Linked DNA regions of Homo sapiens: region 1 is linked to region 2. Evidence: chromatin contacts called from ENCODE Hi-C data. All regions are on one chromosome and are shown on one strand. The core of a region is the stretch at or near the end of the contact, and the rest is flanking DNA. Distances in the headings are between cores, read along the strand shown. Region 1 has its middle 130 kb from the start of HAPLN1. Region 2 holds the start of HAPLN1 (hyaluronan and proteoglycan link protein 1).

Region 1 (6,034 bases), core at 136-2,635, 120 kb after region 2:
ATTATTCCTGTTTTTTCTTTTCATTTAGAAGTCATCTGATTTCAGTGTGTCTGAGATGTCATGGTGCATATGAGGCCTATATAGGACCAAGCCCCCAGGCACTCTTAGTCAAGGTACATTTCAATAACGTATTGTAAATAGGGCTTCTCAGGCAATCAGGTTCCCTGGAAGCTTTGAGTTAGGTAATGGATCTAGTAGAGAGCAGCTTAGAGTAGCAGGTGTTGGGACAGATTAAGCCTCAGGCAGAACCACTGCCTAAATCACTAACTCTGCCTGACACAAAAATTTTATTTATTTATTTATTTATTTTTTATTTTTTTGAGATGGAGTCTTGCTCTGTTGCCCAGGCTGGATGCAGTGGCGTGATCTTGGCTCACTGCAACCTCCGCCTCCCGGGTTCAAGCCATTCTCCTGCCTCAGCCTTTTGAGGAGCTGGGATTATAGGCATGCACCACCATGCCCGTCTAATTTCTGTATTTTTAGTAGAAACAGCGTTTCACCATGTTGGCCAGGCTGGTCTCAAACTCCTGACCTCAGGTGATCCACCCACTTTGGCCTCCTAAATTTAAAATGTATCCAGGTTACTGTTGAAACACCCGTCGTTTGGAGGACGTCTGAACAGAGCAAAAAAAGGACAAAGCTATCCTGTATAAAGGATACATAAAGCTGGAACCAGCCCAACAAAAAGGTACTGCCAGAAACTCTATGAAGTAACTAAGATAGGGATCATTTTGGTCTTAACAGGGATTATGAATGAGAAGGAGAGATTTAGGCAAAAGGCTCATCAGCTAGGTCAGACCCACATGTAGATGTGGGGTGGGGATGGGGTAATCTGAAGTCTGATGCTGTCATAAGTATTCTGAAAGCTAAATCCATCCTGAAAATGTTGGGGCACATGGCAAATCTAGCCCTGACCTTCCTTACTGGGGTGTGATATCCTCTCAAACTGCTCCCCGATCTCACTCTCATTGCCTCAGGGTTCCACACTCAGCACATTACCGGCCTCACTCATGGCAGTACAGGGGTTATTGGGAACTCTCAGAAAGACTCCTGAGAAACCAGGTAGGTTTTGGCTTTGACTTGAAGACGGCATTAGTTGGCCCAAGACTGTTTAGCCAAAGTAGTTCTTGCCTCTGTCCTAGAGTGAACCCAAAGCCTCAGTCGCCAAATTACTCTGATGGGTCTCGTGGGCTTTCCAAACCACAGGGGCCCTCTCTGGGCAAGAGTTTGACTCCAGAATTAACCTCAAGCTCAATGTATTTCTTTGGAATCCTTCTGGCATGGAAACAACCTTCCCCTGGTAGGCAGCCCGTGTGTGGTGCGGCATTGCTCAACACAGCACATTCCCCTTAATGTATGACTTCAGAGGGAAGGTGGGGCTAAGGCTGGAGGGCTGAGGTTAGAGGTTTCTCAGAAATGCCTGTCTTACAAAGCAGTTATTTTTCTCAGTTGAACTACTTTGAGCCTATTGCTTTCATTTTCCTCAAATATCTATCAGTGCCTTGTACCTTATGAGCAAACAAACTGAAACAGAAAGTCATTTTTAAGTTAATTTTATATTTGGTACAGGATTAGAAACTGTGCTGTGTTCACACACCAGCTATAGCCTGTAGCACAGAAGCCGTGCCTGCTCTTCCAACACATCGCAGTGATATTCAGTTAGAAGGGGATTAAGGATAAGGAAAAAAAAAAGGTCAGTATCTATTTGTAGGTAATTCTCGAAGTCTCCTTTCAGAATCTCAATTACTTCTTCTTACTTGTATTTTTTTCCATGTGTGTCATGGACTTAGATTTTTTGGAAATACCAACGTCCTACGTTCTCATCAACAGCCATGGATCAAAATGCCAATTACATTTTATTGCAGTGTCCTGAGCTGCCCAGTCACCTCATGCTAAATTTGGGTTTAAATAAATAGAGTATTTTAGTTCCAGTGGTACTAGAAAGCAGCTAGAATAAAGACGGTTTGGTGTATTATTTTTGTACTGCTGTAATACGAAGGATAATTTTGAGAGTTATTTTTTGTTTTGTTGTTTTAAATTAAACAAATATATTTAAGATACTGATCTTTTTCATGAAAGATCCCCAATAAATTAAATATATAACCAGATCTAGTTTCCATTCTGAAAGTGCCAAGTAGAAACAGAGTTGCCAGCCTCTTAACCACTTTAGAACCTTTGACTATGTTCAACGACACACTTCTGGTATTATTCTCTAGTTTTTCGTGTGGGTGCATCTTCTCTCCCCAGCAGGTGCCTAAGGAGAAGGACTCGTGTTCTTCTTCCCTGGACTCTCTGGGAGTACCCACCATGGACCTGGTATACAGTTAGGGAGTCAAGAAATACTCGCTGAAATAATTTGCTCTTAATATAAAATTAAAGTTATACTATCTAGACTTATTTTTAAAACACTATTTTGGCCGGGCGCAGTGGCTCACGCCTGTAATCCCAGCACTTTGGGAGGCCGAGGCGGGCAAATCACGAGGTCAGGAGTTCAAGACCAGCCTGGCCAACATGGCGAAACCATATCTCTACTAAAAATACAAAATATTAGCTGGGCGTGGTGGCAGGCTCCAGTAATCCCAGCTACTTGAGAGGTTGAGGCAGGAGAATCGCTTGAATCCAGGAGGTGGAGGTTTCAATGAGCCGAGATCATGCCACTGCACTCTAGCCTGGATGACAGTGCAAGACTCTGTCTCAAAAAAAAAAAAAAAAAACACAGACACACACATACCAAAAAACACTATTTTTTTTAACATATATACATATATGCAGTACAAAATATAAACTTAGAAGTAAGGCTTCTCTTACCCTTGTCTCCTAGTCACCCAGCTTTCCTCATGAGAGGCCACTAGAGACTTCCCGCGTAACTTTTCAAAAATACTACATTCACTTATACACATCCATTTAGAGAAATATATATGTATGTATCAAATGCCACAAAAGTATATACATTGTCCTGCACTTGATTTTTTTTCACCTAATAATACATCCTGGAGAATGTCCCATGAAGCTAGTACATTTGTTGTTGGCATTTTTTTAAGAGCTGCATAAGAATACAGTCTACAGATGTATATTTCCCCAAACTTATTACTATTATAATCATGTAACAGTAATAGTTTTGTATACATGACATTTTATAAAGGTGTGTGACCAAAGGATAAATACCTAGAGACAAAATTGCTTTGTAAAGGCATTGACAAATTGCTCTCTACTAATTTTCTCTCCAACCAACTTATAATGCATGTGGTGAGTATTTCCTTGACATGCCCTGTGATACCCAAGTGAAGAATATGACATTATTAATGGCAAACACTTACATGGTACTTAGTCTGTGCCAGGCACTGGTCTATGTGCTTTACATATATTATCTCAAATAAGACTCACAACAACCTTGCGAGGGAGGCCCTTTCATCATCTCTAATTTGCAGATGAGATAAAACATTTTGCCTTAGGTCACCCAGCTGGTAAATAGCAAATGACATCTGAGCCCAGCCTGTCTGGCTCCAGGAGTCAGCTCTTGTAACCATGACCCTAAATTGTGCTAATTATGACACTTTTTCATAGTTATTCTGTATGAGATAAAATAAGAATATCTCAAGAAATACATGTTCTACAGTTGAATAGGGAGGACTGTAACCCTCCTTGTTGCAGTCTTTTACACTGACCTGAGTCCCTCCCCATCACTTCTGGAAGAATTGAGCTCCTGGTTCACTAGCATATTCTCTAATGTCAGTGTGGTCATAATTTAGGGGGATATCGATGTGCATGTAGATGAAGCTTTTATTACCTTGGCCTCTCAGTCTCAATGACCTTACCCTCTACTGTACCTCAGGTCTCTTTTCCTGTCATTATAAATGACATCTAGATCTTGTCATCATCAATGACTGCATGTCTTTTATAATGTGCATTTTAAGCTTCCTGCCCTCAGACCTATAGTTCCTATTTTTCTCAGTCACTCCCTCTAACGTCCTTACTCTACCAGACCTTTCACCCAGTGAGGTCTTCATTCTATTGATTCTATCATATTTTTCATTGTCTACCTCCACATTGATGCCCTCATTTTCCCCCTTATGCAGCAGCTTAGGTTTCACAGTCCATTGCCACAATCATTCTTAACCAGACTCTTAACATAGCCTTTTAATAAGTCTATTTGCTCTCTTGCCCCCTTTCAATGTATTCTCTAAACAGCAGGTGACTCTATTAAAATGTAAGTGAGATTAAGTAACTTGTCAACTTAAATTCCTCCAATATCCTCCCATTTTACTCAGAAAAAGGCAAAGTACTTTAAATGGCTTACAAGGTGCATCTCTTGCTTTATTTCATACAATTCTCCCACTTCCTTACCCAGCATAAGCCACACTGGCTTCCCTTTGGTTTCTCTGACTCTCCTGACTAGCTTCTGCCCTGAAGCCTTTGTATTTGTTTTGTGCCTTTGCCCAGTACATCCTTCCTCCAGATATCCACATGGCACCCTCTATCACTTCCACAATCCCAAGCAAGGTAGCATTGCAAGTATGATAATTTCAGTGGCAGAAGTCAGATGTGCAAATATTTACTTTATTAATTTTTGCTACTGAGTTCAACATCGTACATTTCCTTTCATAAACTGAACATTTAATCAGGCTTGAATCACTTATTGTTAAAACTTTTTGTTAAGTTAGGAAGCTTTCTAACTTAACAAAAAACGCTCTTTCTCATACTCTTTTCCTCATAACTAATATAAATTGAAGATAAGAGCTTAGAGACCTAACATAGGAATGGGGATGGATTTGTCCCAGAGCGATAGGTTCTGTAGAGATCGATTTTTGCTTGAAATGTATACTTCCTATTTAGCTGTTTGCAATTTGTTTGTAACAACAAAGAACTGGAAATAGCTTTGATATCTACAAGTAGAAGATGATGCCCGGCATATTTATATGATAAAAGGCTATATAGCCATTAAAAAATCAGTGAAAAATATCTGAAAATGTTGACATGGAAAGATTGTCAAACTAAGTGAGAAAGAATTATAAATGAGAAAAAGATATAGAGCAGTGTATACGAAGTGATTTCTATATATTTTATTTACATATAGCTAAATGATAGTCTAGTTAATATGACATAAATAAATAAATAATATTTCTTTTAATTATGCATGAGAAACCACAAAAAGTTTACTTTGGGGAAAGAGTGTTTAAGGAGACTTAGTTTTTATTCTATTTTTTTTACAGCTTTATTTTAAAATCATGCACATATTTTAAATTTTTATTTAAAGTTTAAGTTATACTAAAATATTAAACTGCATTATGTTGTATGAACTTATTTGTTATTCAGTAGAGAGCATATCACTTTCAGACTCTTACTGAGAATGTAGTACTATGCCAGGTGCTGAGAAGGCCATAGAAGAAGAAGAATCATTGTTGTAAGGAAATTTAAAATATGATAGATGACATAGATTGGCTGTGTCCCCATCCAAATCTCATCTCTAATTTCAGTTCCCATAATCCCCACATGTCATGGGAGGGACCTGGTGGGAGGTCATTGAATCATGGAGGTGGTTACCTTAATGCTGTTCTCATGATAGTGAGTGAGTTCTCATAAGATCTGATGGTTTTACAACGGCCTTTTCTCCCTTTTGCTTGGCACTTCTCCTTCCTGCCACCACGTGAAGCAGGATGTGTTGCTTCCCCTTCTGCCATGATTGTAAGTTTCCTGAGTCCTCCTCAGCCATGCTGAAGTGTGAGTCAATTAAACTTCTTTCCTTTATAAATTACCCAGTCTTGGGTATGCCTTTATTAGCAGTGTGGGAACAGACTAATACAATAGGGAAAATATGATTCATAGAAACAACAGGAGAAGAGCAAGAAATGCATGTCATTCAAGCCAATGTCCATGAAGTGGATGATAGATATCATATGAATTGAGACAAAGAGAACCTTGGTTGGCAAGTGCCATCAGGTAAAGGTGATGTAACCTGAATTTGGTGTTGAAAGAAATGTAGGAATTATACTAAAATAAAGAAATGGAGAAGATAATCCAAGTAGAAGTAACATGT
Region 2 (5,954 bases), core at 2,022-4,521:
AGAGCCAGTTGGAGTGATAATTCGTATATCTTTTAAAGAAAAGGTTTTTAAAGCTCTCAGTGCAATACTCAAATGGACTAATCTTCTATGGTATCTTAATGCTTCCTTCAAGTGGTGGTTTTCCATGTAATTGTTTTTGTCTAGAATTTTTTTTCTATTAGATCAACTTCATGGAAGCCAGGTTCCTGCTTCAAAACTCCAAGTGAACAACAAGTATAGATGAAGTTGTTTTACATGCTAATTATTAGTGTTTGAGAGCAATATTTTATAAAATAGACCTCATTACTCAAAAACAACTTGTACTACTATCCTTTCCAATTTAATAAAAAAATCAAAGAATATGAAACAAAATGTGCAGCTGTGTGGTAACCTTTTAAGCTAGTAGTTATTTTCCCAACTAAATTCAGTAACATTAAACCTTAGAGAAATTTATTTCTATTTCAGGAACAGTGATTTAAGATGGTCAAACTCTTTCCACCAGTCCTTGAACAATTCCATGACCTGTCTGTCTAAAACAAATCCTATATTAGAAGTGAGTTGCAGTTATTAAGCTATATCCTTGTGGAGGCGGAAAGTTAATGGTAAAGTATCCAACAAAGAGTAAAGTGATCTTAAATACAACCAGTAGGGATTTCATAAACTGTTTAGTTGTACCTTAATTTTTAACTTATATAAACATCACTTGCTTTAGTTTCTACCCTGAGCACCTATCCCAATGTCTGGCGTGTAGTTAATGTTCAACAAACGTCAACCGAGGGAGTCAGAGTATTTTAAGAAGCCGGTGAGAAAGCCTTCTTTGACTTATCCACTAGGTGGCACACAGGGACCATGCTTCACACAGTTAACCACCACAGACCCTCCCATTCAGTGTAAATAAAGAGATGCATTATTAATTTATACCACCTCGTCCTCTCTACTCCTAATAATTGTTTAACCAGCTGTTTCCTCTAATCCTCCTTAAACACTATTGATTAAAATCCTAAGTATATTCAGGTTTCCATCCTTTCCTACTTCTTCCAACAGCATTTTGCTACCTTTAAATGACAGGCTAAGTACACTTAAATGACATAGACTAAGTACTATGGTTACTACTCATGGCTGCAGGATGTCAGAAAATTAATTTGAAGCACTATCAAAATTATTTTCAAATTTGCCTGGTATTTCGTCAGAATTTTAACTGGTGAGAGATCATGATCTTAAAAATGCAATCTGAAAAATAAAATGTGCATGGGGCAAAAAGAAATGAAAAAGAAAACTAGTATTTTCTAAGGAAGGGAGTCATTTTCTGAATATAACTTTTGTTCATCTTTACAAAGATGAAGTGCATTGCTATCTTAAGATTCAAAGGACTTCTTCAACTGTTCAGAAAATACCAATATTCCACACCTAAGATGCTAAAAGGCAGGATTGTTTAGTAGACCGTTTACTCATAAAGTATCTTTCTGTGTACTCTGAATGTATTTATCCTGGATGTGTTACTTGCTCCCAAAGGAAGGAAAAGGAAGTGAAACCACTAGGGATATAATGAATTGATTCTTCTCTGTGAAAGTCTCTTCAGTACTTCTAAATTACAGTGTCAGTCATTCCTCTGAGAGACAGGGCCTTGCTGAAAATAAATGGCTCATTTTATAAATAAGTACATAATGTTTCCCCACCTTCTTGTTTCTCATAGAAAGCCCAGGCCCATAAGGCATTCCTGTCGAGAATACTGGCCTCTGGGTACATTCCTCCTGTAGAGCAGTGGTCTGTTGAGGTTGTTGGTTATCTCTTGTTCATTTAATTAGCCTTAAGTAAAATTACTTCTTATCTAGTTCTGTTTTTAAGCTGTTTCCAATTTAGTGGAAGAGGTCATCAACAAAAGTATAAATTCATTTCTTAGCTGAAACAATTAAATTTTTTAAAATGGGTGGTATAAAAGTGACTAAAGACTAAAGCTAATATCTGAAGAGTCCTTTGGTATACATTATATTTTACTGAATGGAAGAGAAACTTTCATTTTTGTAGGTAAATGGAATTTGTTAACTGATATAAGAATTATGAATCATATCACATTAAAAATTCTCCAAAGATAACTACTATGATATACTTTTGATAGAACAATATTCCCATTCCATTAAAATACTGAAATGACTGAAATGTGTATAAAATCTCTGCAAATTTAGTACACAGAAATAATCACATAGAAATAGTTACCAGAAACTACAATTGTAATGAATAAATATTACATTCATTTAGAAATCAATCCACAGCCTTAATTTCTTAAGAACTATTAGCTTCCAAGAAGCCAGCCAGTATGTTTGATTTTATGACATCACACTGGAACATGTACAGGAACACTTTCCACCCTAAAAATTCCCAAATGTACTGGCCACTGTGTGTATTTTTCCAGTGATAAATGAAAATAAAGCAACTTATTCTCAAATTAATAAGCCATCTTATTTTGAACACAACAGTCACATTCAATGGAAGAAAACTACTTAATCGAAGCCCAAACAAGTTTAGGTTTGTTTTTGGTGGGGAACAGTCTCAACATACAAATAATTTCTTTAAGCAACTTTTAACAGTAATCTTAACTATGACTATAAATTCTCTTCAGTGCATTCAAATTATCCATCAACATCATTGTATATATGAAATGCATCATCATTCTATGATCTTAAGTTCATAATTAGCTGGAGAAGGAAGCCTGGGCCAAAAATGGCAACATTTCTAAGATTATTAATCTAACAGGTATTACCTATGCCTAAAGTAACTTTCTTTTTCACATAACCCTATATATTCTCTGAAACAAAATTCATAAGCCTGGCTGGACATTCCCATTCCTCACCTTTCCCTTCAGCCTATACTATCCTTGTTTCATCTCAGGTGCTATAAAAATGGTTGTTGAGATACAGATAGAAAAGTCACCACTTGGAAACCATGACCCTACCAGATTTACAGGAGCACTAGCAGAAGCTAAGATACTAGAGTTAATTCTTTCTCCATTTTTAGACTGAGCCTGTTTATTGTAGTGAAATATTTTATCCGACAATATGAAACTTTTTTAAAAGTTGAGGTGTCATATTAAATTCAAATGAAAACTAAACTCAAAAGAAAAGAATAAAATTTGTTTAATGTATATATACATTGCATGTGTATTGCCCTCTGAAATCTTAAAGGCACAAAGGTATAACCAAAAGAGGGGGAAACAATTTGCAAGTTTTACCTTGTCCTGAAATCCAGGAGTTCGGATGCTCTCAAGTTCTGCTTAAGTTGGAAGCTGGAGATCAAGTGAAGCTAGCGCTCTTTCTCCTCACCTTAAGTTTGTCTCTGGGCGAGTGTGAGAGTGTGTGTGTGTGTGCGTGTGTGAGTGTGTGTGCAGAATGTCTCTTTGTGGCGCTGGATGGCAGAGGTCCTGATCCTGGGAAGAAGGAGGCACTTTCTCACCAAGAGCAGAAGAAAAGCAAAGCGTCACCAGGAAAGTTCTCCTCCCAAATCCCCTAATTACAGCCTAATGTGCACTTCATGCAAACTTCAGGGAGGAAGGGAGGGGCAGCTCTGTGCCCAGACCTTGTAAAGCAGCAGCCTCTTAGATGACTTTCCCCTCTGCTCAGATCCCGAGTATCCCGCTCTGGGGTTTAGGAAAGCCGGCCGCTACAGCCACACAAGCCCCCACCACACCACACCTCCCGAACCCGAACCCTCATCAGTCCTGGGTCTGTCCAGAAGGGATGGGACAAGGGGTCTGTGGAATGATCTGCGGGGCAGCGGTGTGAGCAGACTCCTCAGGACAGTCAGTTTGCGCTTTGTTTTATTAGCCTCTGCTTAAAAGAAAAATCCAAGGGTCGGAGAGGTCCTCTCTTTCCCGCCTTCCCCTCACCAAAGGAGATCAAGGATAACAGACAATGATGATAGTGGCACATAAAGCTTCTTAAACTGGAGATGGCCTTCCACCCAAATCACCAGAAGCATATTTTCTGGTTTACTGGACTCAGTATTGGTGTTGAGTTTAAATTTCTCTTAACAAACAACTGCTATTGTATCCTTGGATGACAGAGCTCAAAGAACCTGGATTTATTTATAGAACGAGGAATGCGAGGGGGAGACGGGATGGGTGGGGTTGGGTTGTGGATCCATAACCAGGATTAGAACCAGATGGGCACAGGGCGCGCGCGCGCACACACACACACACACACACACACACACACACACACAGACACACACACCCCTGAAATAACCAGTGGGGAAGATGCTGGGACACGCGGGAAAACGCCTCCTGAACAAATAGACGTTTATTTATAACTTCTGGGAGAGTATATAGGTCCATTGATTCCCGCCTTGAGTAACCAAGGGTTTTGGAGAGGAAATGGCTTCATATTTCAATAACAGAGCCACCTTTGATGGAGTCTAGGAAGGGGAAAAAAGAAACACACCGCAGGAAGCAAACGGCTGTTGGAGCAGCCGGGAGGAGGGAGCGGGGCTGGCCCTGGGACTGAGGACAAGCAAACAAGCTCGAGGGGCCCGCGGCCAGGGTGGAGGCGAGACGCAGGCCGTCCCCGAGTTGCAGCGAGCAGGGCCCGGTGTCGCGGAGCGCTGGGGACGTGCGGGGATTCGCGGCCGTGCTCCCGGCTCCAACCTCCGGCCCCGGCGGGGCGGCGCGGGCGGGACTGCGGGCTTCTTAAGGCCGCCGCCGCCGCTCGGGCTGTGGCGCGGGTTGGGGAGAGGGTTCCGTGGGCCGTAGGGACTGAGGGAGTCGTAAGTCGATGAGCTAGTGGGGCAGGAGGATGGGCGGGTCCAGGGCGTCCTGGAGGTGCAAGGTGGGATGGGAGGACCTGAGGGGCAGCCAAGCTGCTGGGGAAGCCGCCGGGACGGGGGCTCTGGCCGACAATGCAGGTGGCCGGTGTGCAGATGAGCCAGCGCGCGGGGTGCGGCCGCCGGGATGCCCGATCCGAGTCGCGCGGGTGGCGGCGAGCGGCGCTATTGTCTTAAAGATAAAGCCTAAGCCACGGGGACTGCCTCCTCCTGGACTCTGGAGAGAGGCGGGAGAGATTGCAGGGGAAAAAAGGCTTCTTCCCGCGTCTTCTGAGAGATTTCACCAGTTCTTGCCTCTGGGCTCCCCCTTGCCATTCTGTCTTTGGTAAATCAACACGTGCCTCTTGGAAAGGTTTCATTTCAAAGACAAACGGAACACTCACACACCCTCCCTAAATGAAGACAGTTATATTCAAAATGAATTCTTCATCAGGCGTTCAACACCTTTCTTGGAATTCCAAAACCTGGGTGAGGGCGCTTCTCTTATTTTTCTGTTTCCCCTCCCGCACAGGGAACAGGTTTTGCAGTTTTATGTCCCTAATCTAGTGGCTATTGAGGCAGCTGTTATATAGGCCTCTACATTAACTGCCAATAAAAATAAGATACATCTCGGCTTTTCAACTATGCAAAGGGTTTTTATGCTATTCATATTTCTTGTAAACGTTCAGGGTGGTGTGTATTTTAAAGAACATAAACGAATTAGACTTATAAACAAATATCCAATTTTTATATTAAAGCACCATAAAGGTGGTAAGGCTGGTGGTGTGTGGCTATGATATCATATAAAGACAGTTTAAATACCGATCTTGTTCCCTCAGCTTAACAACCTAATTTCTGGCGATTGCCTGGAGCGTAAATCAAATCAGCTGGCTCATGGCTGGCACTTGTTCCCCTATTTTGTGGTCTGCTCTATACACTTATTCCGGCACAACATTAAGATAATTTAATGTATTCTCTTCTGAAATTGTTTAATAACCACCCAAGACAATCTATTTTGCAACTTAGTCACACCATGGTGAGCTACACTAGATTTTTTTTCAATCTCAGGTATAGCCGCAACTATTGAGATAGACTTCCAGAAATAATGACAGGTACTTACCTCTGAGTCATCCTGTCCCTCCTGATCCTCCCCTATTTCCAGCCTTCCCTTCCCCATTGCCTCC

What was found. A loop is a pair of places that touch in the nucleus more often than their neighbours do. Pooled maps may share reads with other maps.
Region 1: a loop to region 2 is called in a pooled map, with 4 times the contacts of the local background. The contact joins the enhancer-like site here to the promoter of HAPLN1 in region 2. A Hi-C loop is called at or near these places in 1 of 168 maps with a recorded cell type or tissue (Caco-2), 2 of 37 single-sample maps with no recorded cell type and 3 of 50 pooled maps.

What each region holds. Positions count from the first base shown.
Region 1 is chr5:83,843,371-83,849,404 of GRCh38, forward strand. No RefSeq gene overlaps it. Among named protein-coding and RNA genes, the nearest start is that of HAPLN1, 130 kb to the left of the region's middle. Within about 2 kb of position 1,386, at least 3 of the 41 ENCODE cell types and tissues checked have a DNase peak (open chromatin) inside an H3K27ac peak, as active enhancers do.
Region 2 is chr5:83,717,584-83,723,537 of GRCh38, forward strand. HAPLN1 (hyaluronan and proteoglycan link protein 1) reads right to left here and starts at 3,272. Exons shown (of 5, transcript NM_001884.4): 1 at 3,206-3,272. RefSeq lists a silencer at 4,857-4,916.